3 separate regions of the Homo sapiens genome follow, and regions 2 and 3 are each linked to region 1. Evidence: chromatin contacts called from ENCODE Hi-C or POLR2A ChIA-PET data. All regions are on one chromosome and are shown on one strand. Each heading gives the region's core, a stretch centred on a gene start or an enhancer-like site at or near the end of the contact. The rest is flanking DNA. Distances are from core to core; before and after follow the strand shown.

Region 1 (3,968 bases), core at 702-3,201:
GAAAGTATTTATGTTGGTAAGTTTGATGAGCAAACATTTCTAAATTTGAAAATGGATAAAACAAAAAGCACAGTGAAATCTTGAAAGAATTCTAATACTAATGTCACACATAAGAATACAGATTTAAAATTAATGAACTAAAACGGATATACGTAATTTCTCCAGGAGGAATTAAGATCCTCCTTGATCTCAGTAAAGCAATGAATAGTCATTCTGACATCTAGCTAAAAGCAGACTTATTTCCCTTCGGTCTTTAATCTTTTTGGAACTCAGGGATTTCCGCCACACTTTGATACACCAGGCCATTATAAAATTACACTTAATTTATTGTCAATTTCTACTTAAAAGGAAGAATACCTATAAGTATCTCCATATGCTAGATATAGTAGAAATGGTATGCTTTAATTAGTCCAACAATAAAGTCCTTAAAGATTTACATTCTTTGTTGCCTATTTTGAAAACTTGCGAAGATAAATTTTTTTAAAGATTATAATTCTTACTAGTCCTTTCCATGAAATATAACAGCAAATAGTTTCCAAATGTGGATGTGTAATGAGAGGAAATGAAAAGTGAGTAAAGAGCTGAGTTAAAACATCTTAAAATCGAATATGGCTTAATACTATCATTATCATCAGTTGTCCTGGAATAACTTAAATTCTTCTAGCTTATTGTTGGTTTTTCAATGGTTGGTTATAGTTGTGAGGCGGATACACACACACACCCACACACTTGGCTATACAAAAAAGATGTTCCGAGACTGACAGTTAAAAATTACACTGCTGGCCGAGCACTGTGGCTCATGCCTGTAGTCCCAAAACTTTGGGAGGCCGAGGTGGGAGGATCACTTGAGGCCAGGAGCTCGAGACCAGCCTGGGCCTAACATAGCAAGACACCATTTCTAAGTTTAAAAATAAAAATAAATTTAAAAAAGATACACTGCTATGTACGACTGTTGATATAAAAAATCTGAATACTAGACATGGGTACTCATCTAGTACTTCAAGGGCTTATCAACAAAGTTGCAAGTTGTAACACTATGAATTGTTAGTGATACTCTTTTGGCTTTGCTAGCAAGTGTTGTAAAGCTATACACACACACACACACACACACACACATACACACACACACCTTTTAAAATGGTGACCCTGGTACCAAATATGACTTTAAATGGATTTAATTTTAATGGCTTTAACTACGTTCAGCTGTCATATGGATCAAAATTAGCCTCTATCCAGCTGGGGTCAACCAGGGAGCCACTTTTCTTAACCGACGACCTACTGAACGTCAACAACTGCAGGAGACGGGACTTTACCTTCGTCTCTGGTAAACTAGTTGACACATCCTGTGTTGGCAAGAGGCCTAAGTAGATGACCTTGGTCCTCTAAAATCTGGCCTGCACTCTCGGGGCACCCCTGCAACATCTACAAAGGCAGCTCCAGATAGAAAAGGGTTGGGGTCGAAAAGCCAATAACGGCAGGCACCTGCCCCGCCTCGGGGCTGGGGGGCTATTCCAGCGGCTTCAGCTAACTTTCAGAGCCATTCGTTTCCCAACAAAGTCTGAGGCGTTCCTCTGCTGGGTACACCAAGGGGCTCTGCAACCCTCCTGGGGGGGGGGGTGCCCAGAGGGCTTCCGGAAGTCCCAGGTTTATTCTTTCGGGTCACAGACAGCAGAAACTAAAAAGAGGGATTACCCTTTCTGTCCAGTCGCAAGATGGCGACCGAGCCTGGTGGGACTCCGAGGGGCCGCAGGCCACCTCCTCTTCCCAATGGCCCGTGCGCCGGCGGCGACGGCAAGCGGGAGGGAGGCGGGGCCGGCGAAGGAAGGAGGGGCGGAGCGCGGCGCCCTCCCGCGCGTCTTGGCCCCGCCCCACGTCCCCGCGTCCCGGCCTGGAGCCCTCGCCCGGCCGGGCGGCGCGCGCTGCCTGCCGGGATACTCGGCCCGCCCAGCCAGTCCTCCCGTCTTGCGCCGCGGCCGCGAGATCCGTGTGTCTCCCAAGATGGTGGCGCTGGGCTCGGGGTGACTACAGGAGACGACGGGGCCTTTTCCCTTCGCCAGGACCCGACACACCAGGCTTCGCTCGCTCGCGCACCCCTCCGCCGCGTAGCCATCCGCCAGCGCGGGCGCCCGCCATCCGCCGCCTACTTACGCTTCACCTCTGCCGACCCGGCGCGCTCGGCTGCGGGCGGCGGCGCCTCCTTCGGCTCCTCCTCGGAATAGCTCGCGGCCTGTAGCCCCTGGCAGGAGGGCCCCTCAGCCCCCCGGTGTGGACAGGCAGCGGCGGCTGGCGACGAACGCCGGGATTTCGGCGGCCCCGGCGCTCCCTTTCCCGGCCTCGTTTTCCGGATAAGGAAGCGCGGGTCCCGCATGAGCCCCGGCGGTGGCGGCAGCGAAAGAGAACGAGGCGGTGGCGGGCGGAGGCGGCGGGCGAGGGCGACTACGACCAGTGAGGCGGCCGCCGCAGCCCAGGCGCGGGGGCGACGACAGGTCAGTGTTGCCGCGGCCTGCGCCAGGCGGCGCTGGCTCCCCTCCGTCACTCGGCCGGCCTTCGGGGCCCGCTGTGGCGAGGTCGACACCCCCCTTCCCCGCCCCCCGCCGCCGAGGCGAGTGTTTGGGGGCGCGTGGTCCGAAGGGGCTGGTGCCAGAAGTAGGCCCCTGGTGGCCGCGGCTGCTGCAGCCGTAACTGTCAGTCCTGGCTGAGCGACGGCGGGAGGGTTTTGTCGCCCGAGGGGACGCGAGCGGGCCCGGGGCGGGGCGGGACGTGCGAGGCGTCGAGATTTGGGCCTCCTAGGAGCCAGGCTCTTCGAGCCAGCCGGGGCCCCAGACAGGGAAGGGCAGGCCCTTTCCTTCAAAGGGGAGCCCTTTCTCGGCGTTTTCAAGGTTTTTGGCTCTCTTGGGGAAGACATATTTAGCCGTGTGCTTGGTGGGTTGGGGTTTTGGGGGTGGATTGATGGGAAGGGAGGGCGGATGAAGTGGTATGTCAAGCCCAAGGGTTGTGCGCACAGGTTACTCTGTGTTACCGGCCACCAGGATTTCTGAAGTTGAACGTGAGTTATTGGCTTTGCCAGAGACTGCTGTGTTATATGCAGACCTGTATGCAAGCAGTTGGCCTTTTTTCCCCCCCCTTTTCAGTGTAGAAAATGAAAAGGATGCTTTCCTCATCTTGGTGGTAAAGGCTTTTGTTGGTAAAGGTAGAATTGAATGTACCAAATGCCTTAGTCCGTAAAATTTTAGAAATAATTTTAATACAGACACTGGTGAAGCTTGGCAACCTTGAAAGAGAATTTAGCGTCTACATTTTTTAAATGACTTTTTATGGATATGCTAAATTAGTAACAGTCCAAAATCTGTTTGAGATTATTAAGTGGCGAGGGTGCTGTTGAAAATGTAAACTAATAGCATATGGGGTTTACAGTGCACAGTTAACCTCAATCATGAAGAAATGTGGATATGACCCGTAATTTTGGATCATTTTACTGCCTGCAATATTGAGAGAAGCAGCAAATTATTACAGTTTTTTTTGGGAGACGACCTAAAGTTTAAGAAATACAACTGTTGAAAGTTACCTGTCAGAGACACAAAGGTACCCAATCAATCTTGTTGAATAAATTGGACAAGTGGGATAAGGTGTTTGTCTCACACTTCTGATCAATAAGTACTCTTACTTAAGAAGTGATTTGGTAAATCATGTAAAATTTAGAATTTAGGAGAGATAAGAAAGTTGTAACTTGGTGTGTATAGTGGAAATAGCTTTGAAATTAGATCCTGTTTTTAAATCCAAGCTACTTACCACATTTTTAGTGAAATGAATACATTATTAATGATGCTACTGATAAGCCCTAAGGATGACCAGAAGCCCTTTTAAGAAACACTAATACAGTTGACCAAAAAATAAAAAAGGAAATAGCTTCAAGAAATAATTTTCAATCTTTGTGTATTTATAATATACACAGGAGAAATAAAAGAACA
Region 2 (3,968 bases), core at 1,100-3,599, 2.7 Mb before region 1:
CTATATCATATCTTGTTTGGGACCCAAATCTTCATGCTCAGGAGAAACCACATCATTTCTGAGACTGGCCCCAATCACTTGTAACTGAAGAAGCACGGTGCCCCTTGAAGGCAAGTTTGGCTGTTCGAGTCACACACAGGCTTCCATTGATGCATCTGCAGGCAACACTCACTCTCAGCCACCAGGAAAGGAAACCCCATCTGGCCCTGAGGGTCAATCAACCAAGGGGACTGATTGACGGCAGCTAAGAAGCCCAGAGACAGTGAGCATGTGGCTGTGCTGGGTGTGGGTGCCTGTCGGCTCGCGGGGGGGCTTTGTCACCCCTCAGCTGCCGCCAGGGCTGGGACACATAGATTTGGCTCACCCGAGCCAGTCCCTGGCATGGAAGTTGGGTTTCCTCCATTACTGTGGCCACTCAGGGTCTATCCCTGGAGCTGGGGTAGGGTTGCTCCTTCCCCATACATTCAGCAGTTACACAAAAACAACTGTGACCTGCAAGGCACAGAGAGCCACACGCTTGGCCGCAGCTGTCCTGCTGGCGTTTCAAAGCCCGCATTTCGACAGATCTGCGTGCACACCAAGAGCCTTCTGCCCACTCAGGGAGCCTCCCCCGGGCTCTGTGCCCCAGCCCCTTCCCGCCCTGTAACAGTGTCCCTGAGGCACTGGGAGGGGAGCAGGTGCAGTGATGAGCGAGGAGGAGACAGTATTTCTGGGACGGGAACTGGTGCATCGGTGGTCACAGGCTCCCTGGAGCCGCCATCCCACAAGGATGGGGGTCACCATGCAGGCTGCTTGCCAGCCATATCCACACCTAACGCACACGGCGGTCTGAACTGAGGGGTCTGCACATGCGACAGTGAATGTGGTCTCAGAGATCTCGGGCTCTCCTGCTGTCAGGGCCCTGGCTGGGAACTTCAGTGTCCTGGAGCCTGCCATGCCGAGGACATCCTCGGTCCCTGCTACCAGGGCAACCCCTGGCCCACCCTGTGGCTGTGCAATGTGCTCTGTTATAAGGCATGAGATCTCTTTCAGCTCTGCTGTTACACTGTGGATGGAGCCTCTTACTTCCTGCCAATTCCTGTGCAGGGCCTGGCCACTGCAGCTGTGTGTGTGTCTGTAGCTGTGTTGTCTCCATGTGTTTGTGCGTGTATCTGTGTGTGTGTCTGTATCTGTGTGTGTATCTGTGTGTGTCTGTGCGTATATCTGTGTTTGTATATCTGTATATGTGTATCTGCGTGTGTGTCTGTGCATGTATCTGTGTGTGTGTCTGTATGTGTCTATGTATCTGTGTATCTCTGTGTCTGCGTATCTGTGTGTCTGTGTATCTCTGTGTGTAGATCTCTGTATCTGTGTGTATCTGTGCATGTGTGTATCTGTGTGTCTGTATCTGTGTGCCTGTGTATATCTGTGTCTGTGTATCTCTGTGTGTGTCCGTGTGTGTATCTGTGTGTGTCTCTGTATCTCTGTATCTGTATGTATCTCTGTATCTGTATCTGTGTGTCTGTACCTGTGTCTGTGTATCTGTGTCTGAGTATCTGTATATATTTGTGTGTGTCTGTGTATCTGTGTCTGTGTGTATATCTGTGTATCTGTGTGTATCTCTGTGCCTGTGTGTGTGTCTCTGTGTATCTGTGCATGTGTCTGTGTGTATCTGTGTATGTGTGTCTGTGTATCTGCATGTGTCCTTGTGTGTCATCTGTGTATCTGTGTCCTGTATCTGTGTGTCTGTGTATTGCTGTGTCTCTGTGTGTGTCTCTGTGTATGTGTATCTGTGTATCTGTGTCTGTGTATATCGTGTCTATCTCTGTATCTGTGTGTGTGTCTGTGTGTATCTGTGTGTGTCTGTGTATCTGTGTGTGTCTGTGTATCTCGTGTGTGTGTCTGTGCTGCAGGAGGGGCTGTCGGCAAGTGTAACCTTGGCGTCCTAGCTGGAGGGCCTCTCAGTGCCCGCTGGGAGAGCTCTGAAGGGAACAGAATGTTCACTGAGCATTTCCCCGTTCTTGTTCATAGGGAAAAGCCTGTCCGCAGTCCTGGGCCGCCTCTTTAGAGGTAAAGCTGGAAACTATCCCCGCGGAGAGCGCTGTCGGGGACGCCGGGGCGGCGTGGCCTTAGACGGAGCTGCTCTCAGCCCGCGCCGCCGGGGGCTGGGGAGCTGAGGGGCCGGGGGTGCGGAGCGGGCGAGCTGTGGGCGGGGCCATGTGGGCAGCTTTGTGGGCGTGGCCGGGAGGGGCGTGCTACGGGCGTGGCCGCACTGTGGGCGGGGCCGAGTGGGGAGTGCTGTGGGCGGGGCCGGGCCGGGGGCGTGCCTGGGTGGGGGACCCGCTGCGGGAGCGCCGAGCTCCCTCTGAGTTCTTACTTCGAAGGCTGTGCTCCGCTCACCATCCAGAGCGGAGGTGCGGACCTTAAACTCACTCCTGGAGAAAGATCTGCAAGTGCGCAGGTAAAGTGCACGTGCTCCGCGGTCGGGAGGAAGGAGGCGAGGAGCCAGACTAGCCTGGGAACAGGCAGGGAGGGTTTACACAGCCCCGGCTGAGTCGCGGCTTAGGAAGCAAGGCAAGTTCCCCTAAAGGTTAGTGTGCACAGACGGGTGCGACGGAGCCGACCTAGCGCGGCTGAGTCCGCCTGGGCCTGCAGCAGCTGCCCCCTGAGCACCCCCTCCGGCTCTCTGCCAGGCGACCCAGGAAAAAGTCGCCCCCTGGTGGGCCATGAGGTCATGGGTGGGGGGAGTTTGGAAAGGTTCAGACAGCAAATGTTCCACTTGAACTCCAGGGCAGCATCTGGCACTGCGGGGCCTCCTAGCCATGAGCCGTGGTCAGGCGTTTCCTTAGAATGGAATGCACTGGAGTGAAAACACTAAATCCCTCAAAGCTGCTTCTCTTTACTGTGGTCACACACAGTGAAATCAATGGGCATTAGTGCAGCTAGCTCTTTTCAAGGACACAATGTTAAGCACAGGAAGCCTGGTATGTGGACGCTCTGGGTTTGCAGAACCAGGCAGGGGCCAGGGGCTCAGGACAAGTGCCCGGTGCTCCCTTCCCATTGGGCGAATCAGAGCCTGGGGCCCGGCGGTGAAGCTCCCCAGGTGACTCTAATGTGCAGTGCACTTTGAGGAGCACTACTTAGACCAATGTGACAGTCTACAATGTGTAGATTTAGGGTGAGTGATTCTGAGGAAAAGAAACCCGAGGCTGTTAGCAGTTGTGGGCAGCTGCTGTCTACCTAAACCAGCTGCGGTTTGCTTGCTTGGTGAGCCTGAGCTTCGCGGGGCGGGCATGGCATCTGCCATCCAGGACCCTGGGACGGGGCCTGCCAGGGCAAGGAGCTGAGCATTGAACGCATCTGGGGATAACTATCTCTCATAGAAGAACTAATGAGGATTGAACCTGAACACAGAGATGAAAGAGCTGAGTAGACTGCAAAGAATTGCACAAAAACTGCTTGTTCTGCAAATTTAGTTTACAACAATTTGAGTGCAGTTCACATTGGTGTAATGTGATTTAGGATCATAAGTCCCTAAAGTTTCATTACACTGATGAAAAGCAAATGCCTATACTGTTCTTGTTTTATGAGAAGAACGCAACCTCCAGCCCCTGGAGCAGCTGAGATCTGAGGATATCAGGAATACCAGGAATGGGGAGGTCCTGGCTGTCCCTGGAAACCCAGCGGCATGACACCTGTGTCACCTGGGTCCCCGTTTCTATGCTGGAGTGGCAGGCAGCAAGGAAATATTTTGAGTTTGAGGCCATATGCATTTTGGAAAGATCACTGTGGCTGGGGGGTTGGGAGCAGCTGGGGAGTTGAAGAAAGCCACTGCCAAGGCCTTCCCACTGAGTGTGGTTGCCAGGCCGGGGCAGGGAAGCACTGGTGAGCTGCAGGGGGGATTCCCAGTTGGTGATGGGTGATGGATGGTGGGATCAGTGGGCCCCTGGGAAAGGCCAGGTGTGGCTTCAGCACTCTGGGAGTTTTGG
Region 3 (3,968 bases), core at 386-2,885, 2.4 Mb after region 1:
CTGGCCAAGTGGGGTTATGATGTCCCCCCAGCATCTCTGGCCAGGTGGGATTATGATACCCCCCAGCACCTCTGGCCAGGTGAGGTTATGATGTCCCCCCAGCACCTCTGGCCAGGTGGGGTTATGAAATCCCCCCCAGCACCTCTGGCCAGGTGACATTTATGAAGTCACCCCCAGCACCTCTGGCCAGGTGGGGTTAAGAAGTTCCCCCCGCCCCCCAGCACCTCCGGCCAGCTGGGGTTATGATGGCCCCACAACACCTCTGGCCAGGTGGGGTTATGATGTCCCCCCAGCATCTCTGGCCAGGTCAGATTATGATACCCCCCAGCACCTCTGGCCAGGTGAGGTTATGATGTCCCCCCAGCACCCCTGGTCAGGTGGGGTTATGAAATCCCCCCCAGCACCTCTGGCCAGGTGACATTTATGAAGTCACCCCCAGCACCTCTGGCCAGGTGGGGTTACGAAGTTCCCCCCGCCCCCCAGCACCTCCGGCCAGGTGGGGTTATGATGGCCCCACAGCACCTCTGGCCAGGTGGGGTTATGATGGCCCCCCAGCATCTCTGGCCAGGTGGGATTATGATACCCCCTAGCACCTCTGGCCAGGTGAGGTTATGATGTCCCCCCAGCACCTCTGGCCAGGTGGGGTTATGAAGTTCCCCCCGCCCCCCGGCACCTCCGGCCAGCTGGGGTTATGATGTCCCCCCAGAATCTCTGGCCAGGTGGGATTATGATATCCCCCTAGCACCTCTGGCCAGGTGAGGTTAAGATGTCCCCCCAGCACCTCTGGCCAGGTTGGGTTATGATGGCCCCACAGCACCTCTGGCCAGGTGGGATTATGATACCCCCTAGCACCTCTGAGCAGGTGAGGTTATGATGTCCCCCCAGCACCTCTGTCCAGGTGTGGTTATGAAGTCCTCCCGGCACCTCTGGCTAGGTGTGGTTATGAAGTCCCCCCAGCACCTCTGGCTAGGTGGGGTTATGAAATCTCCCCCACCACCTCTGGCCAGGTGACATTTATGAAGTTCCCCCCCTCAGCACCTCTGGCCAGGTGGGGTCATGAAGTCCCCCAAGCCGCCCCTGAGGAACAGGCGAGGCAAGGGCCAGCAGGCACTACTAGCGGGTCGGGACAGCTGCTTCGCTGATGCTGGTTGTGTAGCATGGATGTGTGTAGCGTGACTGTGTTGTGTGGATGGGGCACGGAAATCCGCAGAGACCATCACTGGAGGGAGAAGCTGCAGGGCCGGGAGGGTTCAGCAGGTAAGCAGTTCAGGGTTCCTGGAAAGGCGGGTCCCAATGCATTTGCTGACCGGGCACCTAACGGGCTGCTCTCAAAATCACTGACTGTCACCGAGGCCGGCCAGAGACCCTTATGTATCTGATTCACGATGACACCAGCTAACTCTGAGTACAGTAGAAAACGTACCGTCGGGCAACCAGAAAATGCGCACTCCAGTCCCCACCACGGGACAGCGCCAGGCAGTACCCTCCACAGCCGGAGCTCGAACTGTCGCGAGAATAGCGGTCGGCTTGGAAGTCGCCCGGCGCGGGAGCGCGAACTCTCGCGAGAATGCCGCCAGCTCCGGAGGCGACTGCGGCAGGAGCCCGAGCTCTCGCGCGACAGGCACCAATTCGTTAGACGCGCGCTGCAGGAGCGCGGAACATGGCGCGGCACGGGCCACCGTGGAGTCGGTTGGACGCGCAGCAGGAGCGCGACGTGCGGGAGCTCGTCCGGGGTGTCGCCGGCCTCCAGGACGAGGCAGACCCCAACTTCCAGCTCGCCCTAAACTTCGCCTGGTCCAACTTCAGGTGTGGGGCACGGCGCGCGGGCGGGTTCCCGGCCACAGCCCGGAGCCCGCGCGTGGGTCCCGCACAGCCCGGGGTCGGGGCGCGCTGGGGCAGGGCATGGGGCGGAGGCGGGCGCGGCCTCAGGGAGCCTTCGCAGGCCCTGCCACCGCCTGCTCCCCGCCGGCCAGCGCTCTCGGCGCGGTGCCCTGCGCACCACAGGGCGTGTTACCCGGGACGCGTCCTGATCGTCACGGGGAAAGCGTGAACTGGGTTTCTTGCCGGCCGGCGCGCGCGCCTGCAACCCCAGCGCTCTGGGAGGCCCAGGCGGGACTCCAGGCCAGCTTGGGCAACGTAGCAACTCCATGTTTATAATTTTTTTTTTTTTTAAATTAAAGAGATTGTATTCTCACTGACTCCTGCTCCCTGGTCAGCCCAGTGTAAGATCTCTCACCCTGCTCTCCTTTTTCCAAAACGCGTGTCATGACACTGATTTAACCTGTCATTACTGTCTCCTCCACTTCCACTCCAGCTAGAATGCTGCATCTCTGCACAGCTCCTGGCACGTAGCACGCTGAGTCACCTAATACAATTTCTAATGCAGTTTCTCTTGTAACTAATTTTTAAAGACTTACAGAATTTAGATATTTACGTAAAGTGAGATCTCCTATTTTTCTTTATGGGAGATGTAAATTAATACTTTTAGAGTCATTACCCATAATGAAATTATTACTAAAAAAATGTTAATGTTAATATTCTACCTGTTTAATTTCAGTAAAAATCTTCTTGAATAATGAACAGTTTTTCAAAATCCGTAATCTTAGTTACCTTAATGATCATAGCCATAAAGTGTCTAGTTGGCTTATAATAGGAATACGGGGCTTTCAGATTCTTTTAAACCATGCCAAGTTTCTGAAGTAATAAACTGAATTCTTAAGTGTAACTTATAAAAATAAACAATGTGTGAAATAGGTTATACAATACAGAAACTTAAATGCTGAAATCCAAGTTATTTTTCTACTAATATTTCTAAATGACAGTAGGCAGATTGTCATCATTTTAGAGCTGGGAGAGACGTTGGAGGTTACTATTTTCATTCACAGATTTCAGGAACTAAATTATAATAGGTAAAGTGGTGTTCCATTCACCCATTTACTGGCCTAGAATCATGTGTTTTTCAGTAGTGTAATTTTATTTAAGTACAGATTGCTCGCTTTGATACTAAAAAATGGAAAACATTTTTTGCATAGGCTATGCTATGTACATATACATTAGTTGCATAGGCTGTGCTGTAATTTTATGATGCTTTAAACCATCAGAAAAATGAATAGTTCATGTTTACATTCTTGAAAATTGTGGACTGGGCGCGGTGGCTCACGCCTGTAATCCCAGCACTTTAGGAGGCCGAGGTGGGTGGATCACGAGGTCAGGAGATCGAGACTATCCTGGCTAACACGGTGAAACCCGGTCTCTACTAAAAGTACAAAAAATTAGCCGGGCGTGGTGGCAGGCGCCTGTAGTCCCAGCTACTTGGGAGGCTGAGGCAGGAGAATGGCGCGAACCCAGGAGGCGGAGCTTGCACTGAGCAAGCTCACTTTTCTCTAACTGAAAAGTAGCATCTCCTTCTATTATGAATGAAGGCAGCAAACCATAGCAGTATTAGCCTACCTATGACTTTATCACCAGTAGAAATCGCATACTGTTTTCACATCAGAGTTGTAGATATTTGTAAATGTTGTTTACTGTTACTTTAATGGTAGTTAATTGGACCTACTGCTAAATCTTGTTATTTAATACTTTCATAAATAACATTTCTTGCCATATCTTAAACTTCTTTAAATATTTGACAACTGTATCTCAGTATAATGGGATTCCTTTGTATTTATTTTTTGGCTTTAAAAATGTTATTCAGAGAAGGGGTCCTTAGGCTTCACCGGGCCTCACTATGGCATAAAAAGGTTGGGACCACCTGATGTAGAATGTGTTCAGCTGGACTTAGGTACAGGGGCTTATGGGAAGACAGAGGAGCCAGAGGACAAGGTTGGGAGGGTCAGGAAGAACCTGTGTGCTGGAGAAAGGATGCTTGCACAGTCTCGGACACGGTGATTATTTGCCTGCCTGATGGTGGAGGTAACGGAGGACAAGGTACACTCCATTCTGGAAATGTGTAGCTGAGTACAGAGCAT

Evidence for each region. Hi-C counts contacts between places; a loop is a spot of excess contacts on that map. ChIA-PET counts read pairs that join two places held with the same protein, here RNA polymerase II (POLR2A). Pooled maps may share reads with other maps.
Region 2: a loop to region 1 is called in a pooled map, with 12 times the contacts of the local background. The contact joins the promoter of OCA2 here to the promoter of UBE3A in region 1. A Hi-C loop is called at or near these places in 7 of 37 single-sample maps with no recorded cell type and 9 of 50 pooled maps.
Region 3: a loop to region 1 is called in a map of mammary epithelial cell, with 24 times the contacts of the local background. The contact joins the promoter of TUBGCP5 here to the promoter of UBE3A in region 1. A Hi-C loop is called at or near these places in 2 of 168 maps with a recorded cell type or tissue (CD8-positive, alpha-beta T cell and mammary epithelial cell), 13 of 37 single-sample maps with no recorded cell type and 13 of 50 pooled maps. POLR2A ChIA-PET finds 5 or more read pairs at or near these places in 1 of 52 experiments (CD4-positive, alpha-beta memory T cell).

Annotation. Positions count from the first base shown.
Region 1 is chr15:25,437,007-25,440,974 of GRCh38, reverse strand. It overlaps UBE3A (ubiquitin protein ligase E3A), which reads left to right and starts at 1,951. Exons shown (of 13, transcript NM_130839.5): 1 at 1,951-2,486. RefSeq lists enhancers at 944-1,889, 1,890-2,835 and silencers at 1,687-2,026, 2,387-2,806.
Region 2 is chr15:28,097,696-28,101,663 of GRCh38, reverse strand. OCA2 (OCA2 melanosomal transmembrane protein) reads left to right here and starts at 2,349. Exons shown (of 24, transcript NM_000275.3): 1 at 2,349-2,440. RefSeq lists an enhancer at 2,402-3,054.
Region 3 is chr15:23,037,236-23,041,203 of GRCh38, reverse strand. It overlaps TUBGCP5 (tubulin gamma complex component 5), which reads left to right and starts at 1,635. Exons shown (of 23, transcript NM_052903.6): 1 at 1,635-1,806. The coding sequence starts at 1,661.